Regions from separate parts of the Homo sapiens genome. Here region 2 is linked to region 1. A link is an interaction called in ENCODE POLR2A ChIA-PET data of the cell type or tissue named here. Cell type or tissue: Panc1. All regions are shown on one strand. Each heading gives the region's core, and the rest is flanking DNA. Links, peaks and the distances in the headings are about the cores only. Region 1 holds the start of MAP3K12 (mitogen-activated protein kinase kinase kinase 12). Region 2 holds the start of LOC122455340.

Evidence for each region. Peaks named below come from ENCODE experiments on the same cell type or tissue, not always from the same donor. Only the 100,000 strongest peaks of a DNase experiment are listed, where the experiment ranks them.
Region 2: POLR2A ChIA-PET joins it to region 1 with 5 read pairs; 5 of 35 experiments call an interaction of 5 or more read pairs at or near these places.

What each region holds. Positions count from the first base shown.
Region 1 is chr12:53,488,973-53,499,877 of GRCh38, forward strand. MAP3K12 (mitogen-activated protein kinase kinase kinase 12) reads right to left here and starts at 10,486. Exons shown (of 14, transcript NM_001193511.2): 1 at 10,455-10,486. RefSeq lists silencers at 3,906-4,155, 7,333-7,627, 10,603-10,852. In Panc1, for the core only: no CTCF peak of the experiment used is centred there; a DNase peak (open chromatin) is centred at 4,209; H3K4me3 peaks cover 1,773 bases; H3K27ac peaks cover 2,260 bases.
Region 2 is chr12:53,234,580-53,245,484 of GRCh38, forward strand. LOC122455340 reads left to right here and starts at 7,321. Exons shown (of 1, transcript NM_001395962.1): 1 at 7,321-8,143. The coding sequence starts at 7,344. The coding sequence ends at 7,862. RefSeq lists an enhancer at 7,232-8,144. In Panc1, for the core only: no CTCF peak of the experiment used is centred there; no DNase peak of the experiment used is centred there.

The DNA of each region.
Region 1 (10,905 bases), core at 3,189-5,688:
GGGAGGCTGAGGCAGGAGAATCACTTGAACCCCAGAGGTGAGGTTGCAGTAAGCCAAGATCACACCACTGCACTCCAGCCTTGGGCGACAGAGTGAAACTCTGTCTCAAAAAAAAAAAAAAAAAAAAAAGTTTGAGACCAGCCTGGGCAACATGGCAAAACCCTGTCTCTACCAAAAATAGAAACAAACAAACAAACAAAAAACAACAAAGCTGGGCATGGTGATCCTGTGACTGTGGTCCCAGCTCCTCTGGAGGCTGAGGTGAGATGATTGCTTGAGCCCAGGTGGCGGAGGTTGCAGTAAGCCACTGAATCCCAGCCTGGGCGAAGTAGCCAAACCCCGTCTCAAAAAACAAACAAACAAACAAAAACCCTGAATCCTGACTTGCTTCTGCCACATAATGGCTATGTGACCTCAGGCGAGCTGTAGTTGAGCCTCAGCTATACAAAGGAATAAACTGGCTGTCACTAAGGCACAGCAAACCCTTAATCCTACACCAGACTTGTCCAGAACTTGGCCCCAGGCGCCATGCTGGTCTCCCAACTCACTCCACACTTGTCAGTTACCAGATCCTGAGATTTGAAGATTCCCAAGAACAAGCATCCCTCTAATTGTTCCTCATAGCTAGCAGGGTCCTTCCATGAGCCCCTGGGTTAGTCTGGAAATGATTGCCATACATTCTGAATTGCAGTGGGGGAGGAGTGGCAGGAATCTCTACATCTAGAAGGGTTCAGTAGATGATTACACAGGCACACAAGGAGGCTTGGGAAACTCTGATAGTTCTTGTAATAATTACCAGGCCTTTCCCTTGAAGACTTTTTCCTGGGGGGTGAGGGTGGTAGGCCTGGAATCAGCATATTTAACAAGCACCCTAGATTTGTAAAGCTCTAACCCAGTGCATGCTATTTTCCAGTCCCACTGTTACTGCCTTAGTTCAACCCTCATTAGCTGTCCTCACCTGGCCCAGGACAGCTGGTCTCCAAGTGCCCTCCCTAACCCCAATTCTCCACCCAGCTCCTTCAGAAGGATCTTTCTAAAACAGATTGGGGGCCAGGTGTGGTGGCTCATGCCTGTAATACCAACACTTTGGGAGGCTGAGGCAGGCGGACCACCTGAGGTCAGGAGTTTGAGACCAGACTGGCCAACATGGTGAAACCCCGTCTCTACTAAAAATCTCCAAAATTAGCCGGCCGTGGTGGTGGGCACCTGTAGTCCCAGCTACTCAGGAGGCTGAGGCACGAGAATTGCTTGAATCTGGGAGGAGGAGGTTGCAGTGAGCCGAGATCACGCCACTGTACTCCAGCCTGGGTGACAGAACAAGACTGTGTCTCAACAACAACAAAAAACAGATTGGGCCAGGCATGGTGGCTCACACCTTTAATCCCAGAAATTTGAGGGGCCAAGGCAGGTGGATCACTGAAGCCTGGAAGTTCAAGACCAGTCTGGGCAACATGGTGAAAAGCCATCTCTACAAAAATATAAAAATTAGCCGGCCAGGCACAGTGGCTCATGCCTGTAATCCCAGCACTCTGGGAGGCCGAGGCGGGCGGATCACGAGGTCAGGAGATCGAGACCATGCTGGCTAACACGGTGAAACCCTGTCTACTAAAAAATACAAAAAATTAGCCGTGTGTGGTGGCAGGCGCCTGTAGTCCCAGCTACTCGGGAGGCTGAGGCAGAAGAATGGCATGAACATGGGAGGTGGAGGTTGAGCAGTGAGCCGAGATCGCACCACTGCACTCCAGCCTGGGCAACAGAGTGAGACTCCATCTCAAAAAAAAAAAAAAAATTAGCTGAGTGTGGTGATGTGCACCTTTAGTTCCAGCTACTCAGGAGTCTGAGGTGGGAGGATACCTTGAGCCTGGGAGGGTGAAGCTGCAGTGAGCAGTGATTGCACCACTGAACTGCAGCCTGAGCGACAGAGCGAGACCTTGTCACAAAAGAAAAAACAACCACCCCCACCAACAAACTTGGCCACGTCGGGTTTTTGAACCAGGACACCCAATGATAATGGCTAACTTAAGGAAGGCTTACGGCTGGGCGTAGTGGCTCACGCCTGTAATCTAGCACTTTCGGAGGCTGAGACAGGAGGATTGCTTGAGCTCAGGAGTTCGAGACCAGCCTGGGCAACACGGTGCAACCCCGTCTCTACTAAAATACAAAAAATTAGCCAGGTGGGGCGGCGGTCGCCTGTAGTCCCAGCTACTCGGGAGGCTGAAGCAGGAGAATCACTTGAACCCGGGAGGCGGAAGTTGCAGTGAGCCAAGATCACGCCATTGCACTCCAGCCTGGGCGACAGAGTGAGACTCTGTCTCAAAAAAAAAAAAAAAAAAGAAAAGAAAAGAAAAACAGGCTTACTAAGTATGTTAGCTTCTGGTAAAGGTGCATTAGCACTTTGCATATTTAATCCTCAAAACTGTAAGCTGGGCATTATTAGCCCCGTTTTACAGACTAAGGCATAGAGGTTTTTTTTTTTTTTGAGATGGAGTCTTGCACTGTCACCCAGGCTGGAGCTCAGTGGCACGATCTCCGCTCACTGCAAGCTCTGCCTTCCGGGTTCACACCATTCTCCTGCCTCGGCCTCCCGAGTAGCTGGGACTACAGGCGCCCGCCACGACGCCCGGCTAATTTTTTCTGTGTTTAGTAGAGACCGGGTTTCACCGTGTTAGCCAGGATAGTCTCGATCTCCTGACCTCATGATCCGCCCATCTCGGCCTCCCAAAGTGCTGGGATTACAGGCGTGAGCCACCGCGCCCGGCAGGCATAGAGGTATTAAATAATCTGCCCACAGGGCCATAGCTATTAAGAAGCTCAAGCTCTGCTGGGCGCAGTGGCTCACGCCTGTAATCCCAGCACTCTGGGAAGCCGAGGTGGGCGGATCGCTTGAGCTCGGGAGTTTGAGACCAGCCTGGGGAACATGGGGAGAGCCTGTCTCTGCTACAAATACAAAAAATTAGCTGGGCGTGGTGGCGCATGCCTGTGGTCCCAGCTACTTGAGAGGCTAAGGTGGGAGAATCGCTTGAGCCCAGGAGGTGGAGGTTGCAGTGAGCCGAGATTGTGCCACTGCACTCTAGCCTGGGTGACAGAGCAAGACTCTGTTTCAAAAAAAAAAAAAAAAAGAAGAAGAAGAAAAAGAAGCTCAAGCTTCACCCCCAGCCTGGAAGGCGCTTCTCATCTCTATCCAGGTGTCACTTTATCCTGGACGTCCTTCTTTCCTGATCCGCTCTAGGTTAATGCGCCTTCTGGGCTGACACAGCCCCACTATGCGTCCTCTATCATGGTTCCCATTATACTGGACGGACAATGTAGTCGGGCGTCTGGCTCCTTTGAGAGCCTGGACAGCCTTTAGAGAGATGACTTCGCATCACAAGGGAACCATGGCTTGCAACAGCACCTGGCACGCAGAAGGTGCTCGGTAAGGTGGAACCACTGCTCTACTCACCCCGGAGGATCGCCTTAAGCCCCGCACACTCTCTCTGCGCGCGCGCGCGCGCGCAAACACACACACAAAACTAGCTCCCTGAATCCTCAGAAGAGCCAGGTGAAGGAGGTACTACTGGTCCCATTATATTCTTGAGAGAACTGAGGCCCAGAAAGCACAAATCACACTAAAGTTCAGCTTCCAAATCCCCAACATATCCCACGCGTTATTTGTGGCTTCAAGAGGTAAGGTGTAGGTTGCAATGCAAATTACAGACAAACACAGACCAAGCAAAGTGCCAACATATGGGAGAATTTCGTCTGGAGGACCCAAGGGATTTTGCCTGCCCCCCAACCTCCCTCCCCGCCCCCACCACCTCCCACTCCGCCGCAACCCCGGGCTTCGCTTCTGGACCACCCAGAAACAAGGCCCAAGACTCTGGGACGCTCTCGCCTGGCAGGCCAGGAGGGAGGGATGGCGGGATTGGAGCCCTCGGGGAGGAGCCGGGGCCGTGCCCTGGACAGCTTGGTCACCAGCAATGGAAGGACGAAGCCCAAGTCAGGACCGCTGAAAGTGGGGAGGAAGGGGTTACGGCCACAGCGCCCCCTCCCCCTTCCCGACCTCCTTCCCGGCCGTCACGTGGCGCGTGGCTGGGGCGGGGGCCGCGGCGGCGGAAGGGGGTGGTCCGGGTGGGGAAAGGGAAGGGACACGGCCGGCTGGGGGAAGCGCTGGGCGCTGCGGCGTAACCATGACGACTGGGCCTGAGGCGGCGCGTGAAGTCACCAGGACAAGATTAGCCCCGGATCACGTGAGCGCGACGTGGGGGCGGGGCTGTGCCTGGGCCCCGCCCCTGACCTGGGCCGGCCCAGGTGGCTGGTTGCCGGGATGGCTGCGAGGATCTTAGGTGCGGACCCCCACCCAGCGGTCTGCCCCATCTGTGTTCCCTTCCTTCCCCTGCCCCCGCATGCAGAGAGATCTTCGGCTGAGGCGTCTGGTGTTGGCAGGAGGGGACTTGTGGGGTTGGCATTGGGGGTGCAGTACCACAGGGAAGGAAAGCAGGAAATGAGAGAAAGGGAGACAGGGCACAGAAAAGGCGAAAGGTACAGCTAGGAAGGAGGAAGGAGCTGAGACATATACAGACACCGGAGCAGCGTCAAGCGGAGTCAACCCCGAGAAGGATGGCTTGAAAAGCTGTTTGGAAAAGCAGAGGACCCTGAGAAAATGGAGATGAAAGGGGAGTGAGAAACACGGAGAACACCCATCTCCTTTTCTGTCTAGAAGCCGAGCTTTGAGTAGGCACAGCACCTGGCTTTTTAAAGGAATTTTTCAGCCGTCATCTGGTTGTTTGACGACTAGGTGGTTTAGGCATAGAAAGGGTGACATGCTCAGAGACACTTGCAGCCAGCCGAGCCTCCCTCCAGTTCACCAGGCTTCCCCAGAGGCCCTTCTGGTATCCAGGGCCAGCAGCTGGGGAGAGAAGGAGAGAAGCCATTTCACCTGTTTGTCTTTTACGGTAGTGGGGATAGCTGAAGAAGTAGGAGATGGGACCAAGGGAAAGATCTCAGGCTAGTTGACGGCTCTTCCACATTGACCTGGAGTGAGGGAAAGCTGCTGCCCCTGGGAGCTATAGTAAAGTGGAGATTCCTCTCTCCCAACACACACACACATACCCCTTTTTGTTTCCTTTATTTCTGACCTGCCAGCTGTGTCCCACTGCCCCCTGGCTGGGCCTTGGCGCCAGAGCTTTGGAGGGGCGTCTAGGATGGCTAGGAGCCCCTGGCCCAGACGTTCAGTCACCCTGGGGGAGGGTAGCTGTCTCTCCGTTATCAATTATGCAGAGCATGGGGGAAGGGCAGCAATGTGACAGGAGGGTGGGTCTCTCTGTCACTCACTGTCAACCATATCTACCAAGTGTTGATGGTGCTTCTGCCTCACATTGGGTGAGGGGACAGAATGATCTCTAAGCCATACATGTGCCAGGGGAGGAGGCTCTTTGGACACCCAACAGGCCCTAATTCAGTGCTTTGCTGGTGGCCCCAAAGTGACTCCATAAGGAGGCTACAGGGTAGAGTGGGGTAGGAAGTCACCCCCCATCTATCCCACCTTCTAGGTTCTCTGGCCTGAGATTTTGGAAGCCTGTGGCAGGTAAACTCTCTGAATTCTCTCTAGCTCCTTCTTGTATAACAGCAGAATGTCAATGCTAAGCTGTTTGGTGGTCTTAGGGGCTCAGTTCAGAGGCCAGGTCATCTGCCTAAATCTTGGGCTCTCACACTGAGTGCTCTCCACTGTCTGAGACCTCATTTTTTTACTCAGGAAAAGGAGAATGATTCCCTTTCTCTCGTGAGTGGGGGTAGGAAGGGGAGTCTTCAAAGGGAAAGGAGACCCAAGACTTTGGAGTCCTAATTCCACCTCTGCAAGCTTTGAAACCCTGAGAGGATAAAGGTCTCTGATCAATCGTGGCCATGCCTCCTGTCCCCTTGGCTGCAGCTCGTATTGTTTTTGAAACAGGGTCTCGCTTTGTTGCCCAGGCTGGAGTGCAGTGGGATGATCACGGCTCACTGCCTGCAGCCTCAACCTCCTGGGCTCAAGTGATCCTCCCCCTTCAGCCTCCTGAGTAGCTGGGACTACAGGCACTCACCACCACACCAGACTAAATTAAAAAAAGGCCGAGCACAGTGGCTCACGTCTGTAGTCCCAGCACTTTGGGAGGCCCAGGCGGGCGGATCATGAGGTCAGGAGATGGAGACCATCCTGGCTACCATGGGGAAACCCCGTCTCTACTAAAAATACAAAAAATTAGCTGGGCGTGGTGGCGGACGCCTGTAGTCCCAGCTACTCGGGAGGCTGAGGCAGGAGAATGGCGTGAACCCAGGGGGCGGAGCCTGCAGTGAGCCGAGATGGAGCCACTGCACTCCAGCCTAGGCGACAGAGCAATACTCTGTCTCCAAAAAAAAAAAAAAAAAAAAAAAAAAAAGGCCAGGCGCAGTTGCTCACGCCTGTAATCCCAGCAATGGAGACCATCCTGGCTAACATGGTGAAACCCCGTTTCTACCAAAAATACAAAAAATTTGCCAGGCGTAGTGGTGGGCGCACCTGTAGTCCGCCGCCACTGCACTCTAGCCTGGGCAACAGAGCGAGACTCCATCTCAAAAAAAAAAAAAAAAAAAAAAAAAAATTGTAGAGACCATGTCTCATTCTGTTGCCCAGGCTGGTTCCAAACTCCTGGGCTCAAATGATCCACCAGTCTAGGTCTCCCAAAATGCTGGCATTACAGGTGTGAACCACTGTGCCCTGCAGCTTGTTTTTATTTTCCATTTTTCAGGATCCGCAGTCCTGGCCCCAGGATCCCAAGAGGAAAAGAACTATTGCTTTTCTTAGTGCCCTCATGAGGGAGAAATGAGTTCCCCTGAGAACTTGGGGGAAAACTGGAGATCACCCCTAAATTCGGGTCTTTGATTGGTAAATCAAGCCCTGAGACCCCTAGCTGCCACACTTCCAGTGGGGTGGGCAGTGAAGGGGTTCAGGGAAGGGAGGGACAGTACTATTTAGGAAAAAAGAATCAGCTTCAGATTTGGAGAGATCAGAGCTAGAATCCCAGTTTTGCCACCACTTAGTTTAAGGAATGTAATCTCTCTGTGGTGCCCAACCCACCCTGCTGGGGGTAGTGAAGGTTAAGTAGGGTGATAGAGGGGGTGCAGGGAGCAGCATGTTTCCTCCTTGCTTTGTCTTCCTGGTTGGCTGGACACCAGGTCTTTGTGGATCCTGGAGAGGCTGAAGACTTGGTCTCTGACCTTCTGCTTTCCCAGGATAAACTGTGATTTCAGGTTCCAGTAGAACCAGGTCACAGTGCTAGTGATTGTGCTGGAGTCCCCAGTCATTCCTCTACCAGATCACCAGTCCCTCCTCTGTAAATCCTGCCATTCTGTCTCCTCTGGACTAAGGGGGATGGCCTGATTTTCTGCACCCCATCCTCACTCCCTGGCCAGTTGTCTCTGGAATCTGCTCTCTTAAGCAGCTGTACTGCTAAGATCCTCCCTTTGATCACGTGGCCCTGGATCACCCCTCAGCCTTACCCATGGAGGCCTCGGGGAAGGGGAGGGCAAGAGCAGGGTAGGATGGGCCTCAGGAGTCCCTCCTACCTAGGACCTCAGATAGACCAGGAAGAAGTTCAGCGGATGTTAACAAATATAGTTCCTCAACGGGATGGGCATTTTTAAAAATCTGGAAGAATAAATACCAAAGTATAACAACAGTTTCTAGGTAGGTGGAATTGTGAGTGTTTTAATTTTCTCCTTTGGGTTTACGTATATTCCTAGTATTTCAGTAACAACTTTGAATTGCTTTTAAAGTAAGACATAAAATTTAAATTGTAAAAGAGAAAATAAGATTGATGGACTGCTCATGCATTCCTTCACTTAGCTTATTAGGACAGTTGTGCAATAGGGAGAGGGTAGGTGGTAGAGGAGAGAACACAGGCCTCAAAATCAGAGTGGCTTCCTGAGGTCTTGTCTCTGCTCCTGGCCAGTTGGGTGACCTGGCCTGAGACTTTTCAACAAACCTCAGTTTCTTCATTGCTAAACGGGGACAGTGGTACCTATGTCCCACAGTGGCAATGCAGTACATAATGTGGTGGGTAAGAACACAGGTTCTGGGTTACACAGACCTGGGTTCAAATCCTACCTCTTGCCACATACTAACTTTTTTACTTTAAACAAATTACTTAAGTTTCAGTTTTCTCCTCCATCAGAGATGATGATAACACTATCTCACTTGGTCTTGTTACGGGCATGATTAAGAAAATCAAAATAAAGTTCTTGGCCCAGGACCTGGCACACAGGAAGCTCTCTATAAGCATTAGCCATATGGAAAGTGCCTAACACACACTTGTAAGTTTTTTATGAATGTGATTCCCTTCCCTTCTTTCCCTTGTTCTCTCTCTCAAAGCAAGTGCCAGTAGGGAGGGTATGGGTGGAAAGGGAGGTGGAGAAACAAGAGGGAAAAAAAAGACCAAAGAATGAAGAAACCAAAGGGCAAGGGCTCTATCCTGAATGATCTTTAGCCTCCTCTGGAATCTGGTCACTGTCACAGTCTCCTCACCTTCTCCACGCACACATATGACCCCAGTCCTTCTGGGAGCCAATGAACCAGACAGACCAGTCTCTGTGGCCAGGCCCTCATGAAGCCCCTATGTCCCCTGCTGGCATCATCTCAACAGTATCCTCCTTCTTCCCAGCATCACCTCAGTCAACAGTGTGAGTGAATGCATGAGTGGCTGGCGTGAGGGGCAGACATTTCCACCTCACTGGAAGAAGCATGGCAGCTGGGGGTCCCAGGGCTTGACTGGTGTAGGGCTGAGGACCTGAATGTAGGGGTGATCTCCAGTCCACCCTAGCAAGGACTTCTTACAGGGTTGATTCCTTCTTTCTCTCCAGATCCAGGCAGGGGAGAGGGAGGACTGTGCATTACGAGAGTCCGGGCTGTGAGTGGTAGAACCAAGAGTCCTCTTCCTAGAAAAGCCTGATCCTACCACAGTGTCACCACGAGGGGAAAAGCAATTGGTTTTTAGAAGGGTTCTGCCCTCTTCAGCTATAAGGAAGCCTAGGAAATCCTGAGCCATGTCTAACTTCTTGCCTCCTCTGTCCATAACTGGGATGGATATTTAGCTGGTGTCTCCATGTTGAGAGCTGGGGTTTTCCTAACATTACCCCAGTTGACAATGGGAGTGAGTGGATGAATGATACGCTTGAGGGGACACACTTTTTTTCACCTGTAAGTGTGAGATAGGAGGGAGTGGGGCCCTAAAGCTCAGAGAAACTTCAGTGTCTGGACAGGAAGGCTCAGGGGGCACTTGAGTCCTATCCTTCCTAAATCCTTTCTGTTAGCCTTAGCTTGGTAGGACCCTCTGGCTGAAACTCAGAGCTCCTAGAGCAATGGAGTCCACCTTGAGAACTGCAAGGGAAATGTGTTTAGAGGGATGCACTGACTGTGGCTTGAGACGACTCTGGGTGGGGTGAGGAGACCTCATGTGCACTCCCTTCTGATTGGAGGCCACTCACCTACGCTCCTCTGAAAAAGGCAGCAGATGAGCATCTACAAGGTAGGACTCCTCCCTTAATTCTAAGGGACACCTCACTGTTTCCTCCCACTGTCTACAGAGCCTTGACTCTTCCCTCCTCTCAGTCAAGGCCTTGGTTACCAGCAAGTCTCAACTCTTGTTTATTTTTAAGCCAATGAGTTTGAGGAGTGTTTGTGGGAAAGGGAGGAGGTTTTTGGAGGGCCTGACTGGGGGAGATGGGTTAGGGGAGCCAGAGGAGATGGAGAGAAAGAGGAGGGAGAAACCCACACGTGAATGGGGGAGGGGAGGATGCAACAGCTGGATGGAGGTGAATGCCACAGCTGGAGGTGAATGCCACAGCTGGAGGGGATTAGGAGGATCACAGCTTGAAGGGGAGGGGGACCAACGCCTGGGCATGCAGGAACAGGTGCTCTCTGACTAATCTTCAGGTCCAGCCTGCTGTGTGTGTGTGTGTGTGTGTGTGTGTGTGTGTGTGTGTGTGTGTGTGTGTGTGTGTGTGTGTGTGTGTGTGTGTGTGTGTGTGTGTGTGTGTGTGGAGATGGTGGGTATATCAGTCCTTGCCCTTCCTTTCCTTCCCTAGAGGGGGCCAAAACTCTCCCTCCTCCTTCCCTCTCTCTCTTCCTGAGGATGAGTGGGAGGAGATGTTCTCTTGCCCTCTGTCCTTTAAGTCTGTCCCCCAATCATCCTCCACCCCACCCCAATACGGTCCTTTCCAGCTCTGGAGGCCCTTCGTCTCCAAGCTGGGCCGCGGCATCCCTCCGCTCCATTCCCTTCCTTCCCAGCCCCACAGGCGTCGGGTCCAGGTCCCCAGTTCCTCCATCCCCACAGCCTCAGCATCCCCACGCCATCACCCCGCACCAGGCCACATCTGCATCCCGACCCTCCCTCCACGCCCGGATCCCAGGACCCAGACCCATCCCTGCCCCCCACCCCCCCACAACTCGGCCAGGCTCTCACCTCGGGGGCTCCGCGGCCGCAGCACAAAAGGCGGCGCTGCTGCAGCTCCGCTCCGGATGCTGCTCCCGCCTCCTCCTCCTTCTCCTCCTCCTTCCCTCCTCCCCCCGCTGCCCTCCACCGGACCCGGGGCGCTGTCACAGGCGATGCTCGTGCGGTGTCCGGATGCACGGGTGTCAGCTTCAGCTTTCTGCCCCCACCCCCCGACCCCTAGCCCCGTCCCTGCTCGGCTTGAACTCCCGCTCCTTCCAGGGCCCCCGCCCCTGGCCCCCCGGGACGGACACGCCCTGAGCGGGGGATGCTGCGATGGAGCCGCCGGCCTCTTAAAGGAGCCCGCTGCTGCCATCCGGCGCGCTCCAGGCTCGTACCTGGCCCGCCTGGGCCCCGCGCCTCCCTGCTGGCGGTGTCCTATGGAGGTCCCACCTCAGGCCTCAGGCTGATTCCACAGGAACCC
Region 2 (10,905 bases), core at 5,172-7,671, 250 kb before region 1:
AAACAGCAGCAGCAGATTGGGGGACAGGGAAGAGGGGCATTGTGAGGGCTTCAGATTCTTCTCCCCACCCTCCACTCCCCAGCTTGCAACAGAGCCAGCTTTCTGTCCAGAGATTCCAGGAGGAGGCTTGGGAAGAGGGCTTCCCACTCTGGAAACTGGTGGAGGGGGCTCCCCTCATTCCTCTTTCCCTTGGGTCATCCCTATTTCTAGGCTTTGCTCTGTTTGTGGCTGCTCTACTTTGTCACCCTGGCAACTTGGAGAAATGATATCTTGGGGGCCCTAGTACCAGGCTTTGTTTGCTCCCCTCATCCCAGAGCAAAGACCAAAAGGAGAGATTATGAGGAGAGGAAAAGGATGCAGATATCTGTCCCACCTGTCCTGAAAGTCATGGGGAAATGACTTATTCAGTGCCCTGATGCTGGGGGGGCGGACAGTGGTGAGGATGAAAATTGCCCCACCCTAATTTTCACCCTCACCCCCTCCCAACCCTCCGGCATCAGGACACTGAATAGGTCATTTCCCCATGCCCAAATCTGGTGGTGTGGGGGATGTCCTATGCCATGCTCAGAGGTGTCTGGCAGATGACTATAGGGGGTGGTGGGGGAGCTGTGTTGCAGCCCCCAAAGACATCATTAAGGCATGGAAGTGCTGTCAGGGCTTGGGGACCAGGGCACCCAGGGAGAGCGTGATGAAAACATGTTTTGTACAACACGTGTCCTCTCTTTTCCCTTCCTCCTCTCCTCTCCCACCTCCTCCCCCTAGGCAAGCTCTGTGCCAGTGCTGGTGCCAGCCCTGCCTCTGGTGCTTGCTCCACTCCATCCCTTGTACTAGGCCTATTCTGCTGCTTGCCAGCTCGTTGACTCTCCTGGTGAGGGAGTTTGTGTGTAGAAGGTCCTTACCAGCCCCAGTGCTGCCCAGATCCCCACATAGAATAAGGACTTAATTTTGAAGCTCAGGATTTTAGGATTAGCCTAAACACCTCTGGGAATTTCTTCCCTGAACAGGCACCATGCATTAATTCAACAAATCTTTATTAGGCATCCACTATGTGATAAGCACTGTGCTAGGTTCTGGGAATACCCAGGTATGGTCCCTGGCAAGTTCACAGTCGGATGGAGTCAGTTGTTAACCAAATAATCCACAAAACTGCAACTAGAATAATCAGTGTGGAGAGGCATGAGGGACCATGAGAATGGAGCAGAGGAGTATTCTCCGCCAAGGAGATCAGGAAAGTCTTCGGAGAAAAAATGAGGGAGATTAGAGAGAAGGAAGGGCAGTGAAATATATGTGCTGCTCAAGAGTATGTGCAAAGGCCCTGGAATTGATGTCCTGGCCCTCAGCCAGTCTGCTCCCCCTGCCCCCAAAAAAGAGGGGCCTTCCATTCCTGTGACGTGCTTGGATTTCAATATGCCAAAAGGGAGGGATGGTAAGTACCTCCTTGTGGTCATAGCAGGACGCTGAGATACCTGAATGCATTCATTTCCTCCAGAAAGGGAAACAGAGACAGAGAGGGAAGACGACTCACAGGCTGAGACTTGAGATTATACTATGGAAAACAAGGCCCCATGCTGGCAAATCCTCCAGGGTGAGGGATTCCTGCATTTGCCCAGCTGGAGCCTCACCAGACAGAAGGCCTTCTCCTCTGAGCCTGCTCTACCATGCCCCCACTCCCCCGATCCAGCCCTGACCTGTCCCACTCCCTGGAGCTAGCACGTCTGCCTCCACAGTTGCCTGGAGTGTGTGTGAGGCGAGTGCTACAGGTGTCTGCCAGCCAGTGTGTGGGTGGATGTAGCTGTCTGTTTTGCACAGAATCTCCATCCAGGGGATACGGGGTTCTCTTTCCCCTGTCCACTGGAGAGCTTCCAATTCCTCCTACCCAGACACAAAAGTTCCAAGTCTCTTCCTTTTGAAAAGGAATTGGGGGCCCCTTGAAAGAGGGAGCAGACCTCTTTGTGACTGTGCCTCCTCTAGAGCCAGCAAAGAGGTCATGGAACCAATGGGGTTAAGTCCCAGCCCTGCTGTGACCCACTTTCCTCCCTGTGCCCACATCCCCTGGGGCCAGAGTGTTGGGTGGGGCCAGCCTGGCACCCCCACACCCACACCTGGGACTTCCCCTGGATGGAAACTCCCAGAACCCAGGCATCCTGCTTCCCCTGCCAACTCCCACCAACTGCCTGGGTTCTATTCAGCTTCAGTTAGATCTCCCTGTCTGCCAGCCTTTGACCAAACTACATCTGTGCTCCAGCCCACCCTTTGGTGTCTGGCTGCCCCTTCTGGTGGACTCCTTTGAAGAAAAGATGTGGAGCTGGGGGAGGGGGCTGTGGAGAAGCCATCTTTTATTGAGCACCTACTATGTGCCATGTATTGTGCTAGACATGTACATTATCTCATCCCCACTTAACAGAGCAGGGAGTAAGAACTGGAGAGGTTAAGTGACTTGCTCAATATTGCACAGCTAGGAAGTGGCACAGCTAAGAGGAGAACCCAGATCTTGGTGGTCCTGAGCTCTCTTCACTATAGCAGCGTTCTTCCACTTCTCTTGCAGCTGCCCACCTCTCTATGGGATGAGAGACTTGAGAAATTCAATTTAATCCAATTCAGCAAACACTGAGTATCTGCTATGTGCCAGGTACTGACAGGTACCAGAAATAAAGAGATCACTGTCCTCGAGGTCTGGTGAGAAAGACGAGCATTTGGAAGTGCTCTAACATCAGCATAATGACCTGAACAAGGTGGCACGGAGCTGAGAAAGAAGCGGTACTTTTATTTCCTCCTTCTGTACAGAGTATATAAATATATTATGAACAGTATACAGAATAAATGGAATAAAGTCAATACCTACTTCATTGCCATCCAGGTCAAAAACTGGAGTATTTCCTATACTTCAGAAGTTCCCCATGCATCCCTTTCACAATTCCCTCAGTCTCCTAAAAACGAACTACAATCCTGACGTTTGTAATAATCGTAAACACAGAAATTACTTGTTTTTCTTTATAGTTTTAGCACCTGTGTATGCCTTCATAAACAATACTGCTCAACTTTGCCTGTTTTTGAAGTTTCTATAAATGGAATGATACTCTATTACTTTTTGCTTCCTACTTATTTTGTTCAACTTGTGAACTATATCCAAGTTGTTACACATAGCTGTCTTCCTATTATTGCATAGTATTCATTGCATGGATATACCACAAGTTATTTTTTTCATTCTACTGTTGGTGAATGTTTGAGTTGTTTTTAGTTTGGACTGTTATAAACAATGTAGCCATGAACATTCTTGTACATGTTTCCCAGTACACAGATGCAGGAGTTTTTCTAGGATATAGAACTAAGAGTTAAACTGTATATACAGGTTCAATTTTATCAGATAGCACCAAATAGATTTCCAAAGTGGCTGTATCAATTATATAAGAAGCAGAACATTTTTTTTCTTTTTTCTTTTTCTTTTTCTTTTTTTTTCCTTTTAGAGAGAGTCTTACTCTGTTGCCAGGGCTGGAGTGCAGTGGTGTGATCTCGGCTCACTGCAAACTCCGCCTCCCGGGTTCAAGCGATTCTCCTGCCTCAGCCTCCCAAGCAGCTGGGATTACAGGTGCCTGCCACTACACCCAGCTAATTTTTTGTATTTTTAGTAGAGACGGGGTTTCACCATGTTGGCCAGGCTGGTCTCGAACTCCTGACCTCGTGATTCACCCACCTTGGCCTCCCAAAGTGCTGGGATTACAGGCATTAGCCACCGTGCCCGGACTTTTTTCTTTTTCTTTTTTGTGAGACAGAGTCTCGCTCTTGTTGCCCAGGCTGGAGTGCAATGGCGCCATCTCGGCTCACTGCAACCTCTGCCTCCCAGGTTCAAGTGATTCGGCCTCAGCCTCCTGAGTAGCTGGGATTACAAGCACCCGCCACCACACCCAGCTAATTTTTGTATTTTTAGTACAGACAGGGGTTTCACCATGTTGGTCAGGCTGGTCTTGAACTCCTGACCTCAGGTGATTTAACTGTAACCGCCTCGGCCTCCCAAAGTGCTGGGATTACAGGCGTGAGCCACTGTGCCCGGCCAAGAAGCAGAACATTCTTTTATTTATTTATTTATTTATTTTTGAGACAGAGTCTTGCTCTGTTGCCCAGGCTGGAGTGCAGTGGCACGATCTCGGCTCACTACAACCTCCACCTCCTGGGTTCACACCATTCTCCTGCCTCAGCCTCCTGAGTAGCTGGGACTACAGGAACCCACCATCACGCCCGGCTAATTTTTTTGTATTTTTAGTAGAGACGGGGTTTCACCGTGTTAGCCAGGATGGTCTCGATCTCCTGACCTTGTGATCTGCCCACCTCAGCCTCCCAAAGCGCTGGGATTACAGGCGTGAGCCATCACGCCTGGCCGAAGCAGAACATTCTAACCAGGAGCAGGCGCAGGGCCAAAAAGACCCACACAATTTCTTGCATAAAACCCTCAGAGGTTTTCCATTTATCTTATTTTTATTTTTTATTATTTATTTATTTTCGAGACAGAGTCTCACTTTGTCACCCACGCAGGAGTGCAGAGGTCCAAACACAGCTCACTGCAGCCTTGACCTCCCAGACTCAAGTGATCCTCCTGCTTAAGCCCCCCAAGTAGCTGGGACTACAAGCATGCGCCATCACGCCCAACTAATTTTTTGTATTTTTTGTAGAGACGGAGGTTTTGCCATGTTGGCCAGGCTGGTTTTGAACTTCTGAGCTCAACCTATCTGCTCACCTTAGCCTCCCAAAGCACTAGGATTACAGGCGTGAGCCACCATGCCAGCCTTTATTTTTAGTTTTAGTATTATCTTTTTTTTTTTTTTTTTTTTTTTTTTTTTTGAGACAGAGTCTCACTATGTCGCCCAGGCTGGAGTGCAGTGGCACAATCTCAGCTCACTGCAACCTCCACCTCGTGGGTTCACACCATTCTCCTGCCTCAGCCTCCTGAGTAGCTGGGACTACAGGAGCCCACCACCACGCCCGGCTAATTTTTTTGTATTTTTGGTAGAGATGGGGTTTCACTGTGTTAGCCAGGATGGTCTCGATCTCCTGACCTTGTGATCTGCCCGCCTCGGCCTCCCAAACTGCTGGGATTACAGGCATGAGCCACCGCGCCCTGCCTAGTTTTATTATTTTTTGAGACAGGGTCTTGCTCCGTGCTCCAGGCTGGAGCGCAGTGATGTGATCTCGGCTCACTGCAGCCTCTGCCTCTTGCCTCAGCCTGCCGAGTAGCTGGGATTACAGGCTCATGCCACCAAGTCGGATAATTTTTTAAATTTTTTGTAGAGAATGCAGTCTCACTATATTGCCCAAGCTAGTCTTGAGCTTCTGGGCTCAGGCAATCTTCCCCTCGGCCTCCCAGAGTGCTGGGACTACAGGTGGGAGCCACCTCGTCTGGCTGGTTTTCCCTTTTTACTTGGAATAAGATCCAAGTCCCTGCCATGTCTCACAAGACCCTGCATGGTAGGACCTCTGCCTTACTCTCTGACCTGTGCCACTATGACTCTCCTCTTTGCTCCTGGCACTTGCTGTCCCCACTCTCTGGAATGTTCTCCCACTAGATAATTCCATGACTTGCTCTCACTTCTTTCAGGTCTTTGCTCAGTGACACCTTCCCTGACCACTGAATTTTGGATTGCCACCTCCAGCCTTCCTTATTCCTTTCTCAGCTTTATTTTTCTCCATAACCCAGCCACTCGGGTTCCATTCAGCCTCGGTCAGCTCTGCCTCCTCTGCCAGGGTTTGACAGACTGCATCTCCCCCAAAGCCCTTAAGGGTGGTCATACCTGATTGGGGGCTGGTCTAACTGTCACTTCTGATGGAGTCACCTCTCCGAGTCACTTTTTATCACATCACCCTGGGATAAGAATAGCCTTTCTCGGGCCGAGTGCGGTGGCTCACGCCTGTAATCCCAGCACTTTGGGAGGCCGAGGCACGTGGATCACAAGGTCAGGAGATTGAGACCATCCTGGCTAACACAGTGAAACCCTGTCTCTACTAAAAATACAAAAAATTAGCCGGGTATGGTGGCAGGTGCCTGTAGTCCCAGCTACTCGGGAGGCTGAGGCAGGAGAATGGCGTGAACCCGGGAGGTGGAGGTTGCAGTGAGCTAAGACTGTGCCAGTGCACTCCAGCCTGGGCGACAGAGCGAGACTCTGTCTCAAAAAAAAAAAAAAAATAGCCTTTCTCATGCTCTGAAATAAGCTTAGTTATATGTTTACCTGTTTGCTTTTTGTCTCCACCCCACCTCACCCCACCCCTCACTTCCTCATTTTTATGGGAACTCCATAAGAGAGGAAACTTAACTATCTTGTCCACTACCAAGGCCAGTGCCTGATGCATACTAGGTCTCAAATAATAGTTGACCAGGCTGGTTGTCAATCTCCCAGAGACAGTTGAGCACCCCCCACACTCACACCTGGGACTTGCTCTCTCTGGAAATTCCTAGAACCCAGGCATCCCACCTCCTCTGCCAGCTCCCAACTACATCCCAGACTCCGTCTTTCAGAGCCCTCCTGTGGCCACTGCTATTGCCTGCTGCTGCTTCCCTGAGTCCCCTGTGGGAGCTGTTTGGGGTCCCTGAAGCAGCAGCTCTGGAGGTTAGTGTTGGAGAGACTCAGGCATCAGGGGCCTAGAGCTCAAGAAATATTTTGTTTGTTTGTTTGTTTTTTGGGGTTTTATGAGACCAAGTTTTGCTCTTGTTGCCTAGGCTGGAGTACAATGGCATGATCTCAGCTCACTGCAACCTCCACCTCTCGGGTTCAAGCGATTCTCCTGCCTCAGCGTCCCGAGTAGCTGGGATTACAGGCATGTGCCACCACGCCCGGCCAGTTTTGTATTTTTAGTAGAGACAGGGTTTCTCCATGTTGGTCAGGCTGGTCTCGATCTCCTGACCTCGGGTGATCCGCCCACCTCAGCCTCCCGAAGTGCTGGGATTACAGACATGAGCCACCGTGCCTGGCCAAGAAATGCTTTTTGATTGAGTAAAGGAGAAGACTTCAGCAATGACAGGGCCTCGCCAGGTGAAGAAGGGAGCAGGGGCACTCAGAGCAGAAGGACCAGTGTGAACAAAGGACTGGAGGCCTGGGAGTACATGTCATATTTGAAGAAAGTGTTCTGATCTGGTGCTGTTGGAGGATTTTCAGGGGAGAGGGGTAGTAGGAGAGCTTTGCCGGCCTGGAAGGGGAGGGCTGGAAAAGGAGGGCTGGATGTGGAGGGCTGAGCTCCCTGCAGGATCAGCAAGGCTCAGCATGTCTTAGGTTTAATCCTGCCCCCCACCGTCCGCCCCTCCTACTCCATCCCTGTCCTCCCCTTCACCCAGCCCCCAGCCTGGCCACAACTGCAGCTGAATGGACTTCTCTCTGGGCCTACGCTTGGGGCCTAGGAATAAGAAGCCTGCCCACCAAGAGCCTCCTGCCTGCTCCAGGCATGGTCCACCTGCTGGCTCTCCTTGTCTGTCCTGTCCCCCATCTGCCTGTGCCTTCCCCTGCCATGGCTGTCCCCCACCCCCATGCTCCTGCACTGCCTGTCCCTCTAGTGCAGCTCCCTGCCCCGCTTGTCCCAGCCTCCCGGGCCCACCCTGCACCTGCTCTTGCCCCCGCTGCCCTGCCTGTCCTCCCTTGACTTGTCCCCATAACTCCTGTGTCTCATGCTCCGGTCCACCCTTGACCTGCTGCCACCCCTCACCCTGCCCAGTTTACCCTTGCTCCATGAGCCGAGCTGCCTGTTTGAGCTCCCGTTTAGGCTGCAGTGATAGCTGTAGCTGTGGCCAAGGGGCTGCCTGGGGACCTCCAGGCTCCCTTGGCTGCTGTAGCTGCTGCTTCAGGGGACAACAACGCACTTCTCGGGGGCGCTGTCTGATCATTTAGGTGGACTGTTGCCCACCAGGAGACTGTCAGTTTCCTGGAGCACTTCCGTACTGCTGCCCTGGCAAGGAGGCAGGAGCTGGGTGGAGTGGGAGAGGGATCAGCTGGACCCCTCCCTCAAGCAGGTAGAGGCAGCTGGCTTTCCCCAGTCCTGGAGAGGTGGCAGGGGGAATCTGCTTTGAAGTTAGTTTCTGGATGTGCTCCTGCTGGTTCCAGAACCTCTTCCTCTGCAACCTCTGGAATGGAAGGTGTTCTTCTCAGAGCCTCCCCCACGGCCCCTGAAGGTGAGCAAGTTGTCATTTCTTCCTCTCCACTGAGCCTCCATTGGAGTCTCCTCTGCAGTTCACATGAATAAATGGACTCTTCCTCTAGAGGAGCTGGAGTATCCTGGTCCAGAGGCCACTTCTTCTCCCTCTGACCTACACCCAAGATTGACCCAAGAGTCTCTGAATCCCTGACCTCTCACCTTGAGTCAGGCAGAGAGGGTCAGTGGCTTTTGGACCAGAAGAAGAGGCTGAGTGGAAGATATTTGGTTCCTCCCTCCACTTGGAAATCCTTGGCATCCTTTGTGGTCCTTTGTTTCTAGCCAGGAACCCTCTGCCTGGATGTCTTGTCTTTCAAATCTCTGAGAGCTCACTCAGCCTCATGACCTCAATCTTGCAGCAGTGATCCCATCTGTGACATCCAGGCTCATCTGGCATAGGGATGAGGGAGGCTGGGAACCCTTGACTCAGGCTCCTAAGGATGGCATCCACACATAGGTAGCTGTAAGTCTCCTGTCCCCAGGGATGGGACTGGGAGATGAGACAAGCCACCAAGAGATAGCTGAGAGCCAGGCTCGGTGGCTCATGCCTGTAATCCCAGCACTTTGGGAGGCTGAGGCAAGTGGATCGCCTGAGGTCAGGAGTTCGATACCAGCCTGGCCAATATAGTGAAACCCCGTCTCTACTAAAAATACAAAAAATTAGCTGGGCATGGTGGCGCGCACCTGTAATTCCAGCTACTAGGGAGGCTAAGGCAGGAAAATCGCTTGAACCCGGGAGGTGGAGGTTGCAGTGAGCCAAGACCGCGCCGTTGCACTCCAGCTTGGGCAACAAGAGCTAAACTCTGTCTTAAAAAAAAAAAAAAAGAGATAGCTGGAAGTGGGAGACTCTGGTATCTGCCTGGGATGAGCTCCTAGGCTGAGAGCCCCTGAGCACCACTCCACGTCTCTCCAGTTTTCTGGCTCCTGTACTAATCTGTTCCAAGCTTCTTTTTCTTAGCTGCCTTCTCTAGGACTCCTTTCGTTCTTGTCTTTATAGCTGTTTGTGTTTCCTTCTGTCTTTCTACCTCACTCTCTTCATTTCTGTTTCCTCCTCACTCTCTGTCACTGGGACATTTTGCCTTCACCTAATTGTATCACCACATCTGTTTTCCCCACTCTCTATCCCTCTATTACTCTATCTAATTTGAAATCAATTTAACATATGTCTTCAGCACCATAGGAAAGGTTAAAAAAATTAGCATATGTGTTTTTCTTCCCCCTTCTCTTGTCTCAATCCTTGTCTTCATGCCTATTTTCTTCCTTGGTCTTTCCTTTTCCCTCATATCTCTCTGCTTTTCTGTCCTGTTCTGCTTCTGGGTGCATTTCATTCTTTTTGGGTTTTGTTGTTAGTTTTTTGTTGTTGTTTGGTTTTTTGAGACAGGGCTCGCTCTGTTGCCCAGGCTGGAATGCGGTGGTGCAATCAGAGCTCACTGAAGTTTCTAACTCCCAGGCTCAAGCGATCCCGGACTACAGGCACGCACCACCACTCCTGGATAATTTTTTTTTTAATTATTGTAGAGACAGGGTCTCACTATGTTACCCAGGCTGGTCCCAAACCTCTGGCCTCAAGCGATCCTCCCACCTCAGCCTCCCAAAGTGCTAGGATCACAGGTGTAAGCCACTGCACCTGACCACATTTCATTCTTGATCTCTTCCATTTCTATTTCCCTTTCTTTGTCTCTCTTTCTGTCTTCTATGTCTAGCTGCTTTTTCACTTCCTATCTCTCTTTCTGCCTTCCCATATCTGGTTTGCTTTTATGCTGCCCCATCCCCCCATCTCCCTATCTCTCTGGGTCCTGCACAATAGAGCACACTATGCCTGTCTCATGTCTTTGTCATTGCTGCCCAAGGGCCAGAACACTGAGCTCTCCACCAGTGTCTGTCATGGAAACACAGTCCATGCCCTGGAGTGAGCCGGGGTAGACATGTCTACCAGAATAGCCCCTCCTTTCCCCACTCACTATCCAGGCTATTCATTCCTGCTCAGCTTTAAGCCCAAGCCTCTTTTCTGTCTTTTTTGTCTTTCTTTTTTAATGATGCTTCTCCCAAATTCTTATTCTGGAAGTTGGCAATTAAAAAAATAAAAAGAAATGGCTGGGTGCAGTGGCTCATGCCTGTAATCCCAGCACTTTGGGAGGCTGAAGTGGGTGGATCACTTGAGGTCAGGAGTTTGAGACCAGCCTGGCCAACATGGTGAAACCCCATCACTATTAAAAATACACAAATTAGCCAGGCATTGTGGCGTATGGCTGTAATCCCAGCTACTTGGGAGGCTGAGGCAGGAGAATCACTAGAACCCAGGAGGCAGAGGCTGCAGTTAGCCGAGATCACGCCACTGCACTCCAGCCTGGGCAACAAAGTCAGACTCCGTATCAAGAAAAAGAAAAAAAAAAAAAAAGAATTAAGCACTTATGCTGCCTGCATGTATAAACTATATTTCAGGATAGCCAAATAGCTCTAATTGGTGAAGACAACTTCTTATTTACAGAATAATTCCAGCTAATGTGGAAGGAATACGGAATTAGAAAAATCACCATTTTGTAACTCCTAATGAAGTAACTGATCAAAGCAAGACTCGCCTAATGGATGAAAACAAAGATGATGGGTGATGGAGAATTTTACAATGGGAAATTGAGCTGCCACAACCTAACCCACGGATGAATCTTAGCTTCACTAAAAGTGACACAACCAGGCACTGTGTACCTCCTGATGTGATGCAATCTGAAGCACTCATCACCACCT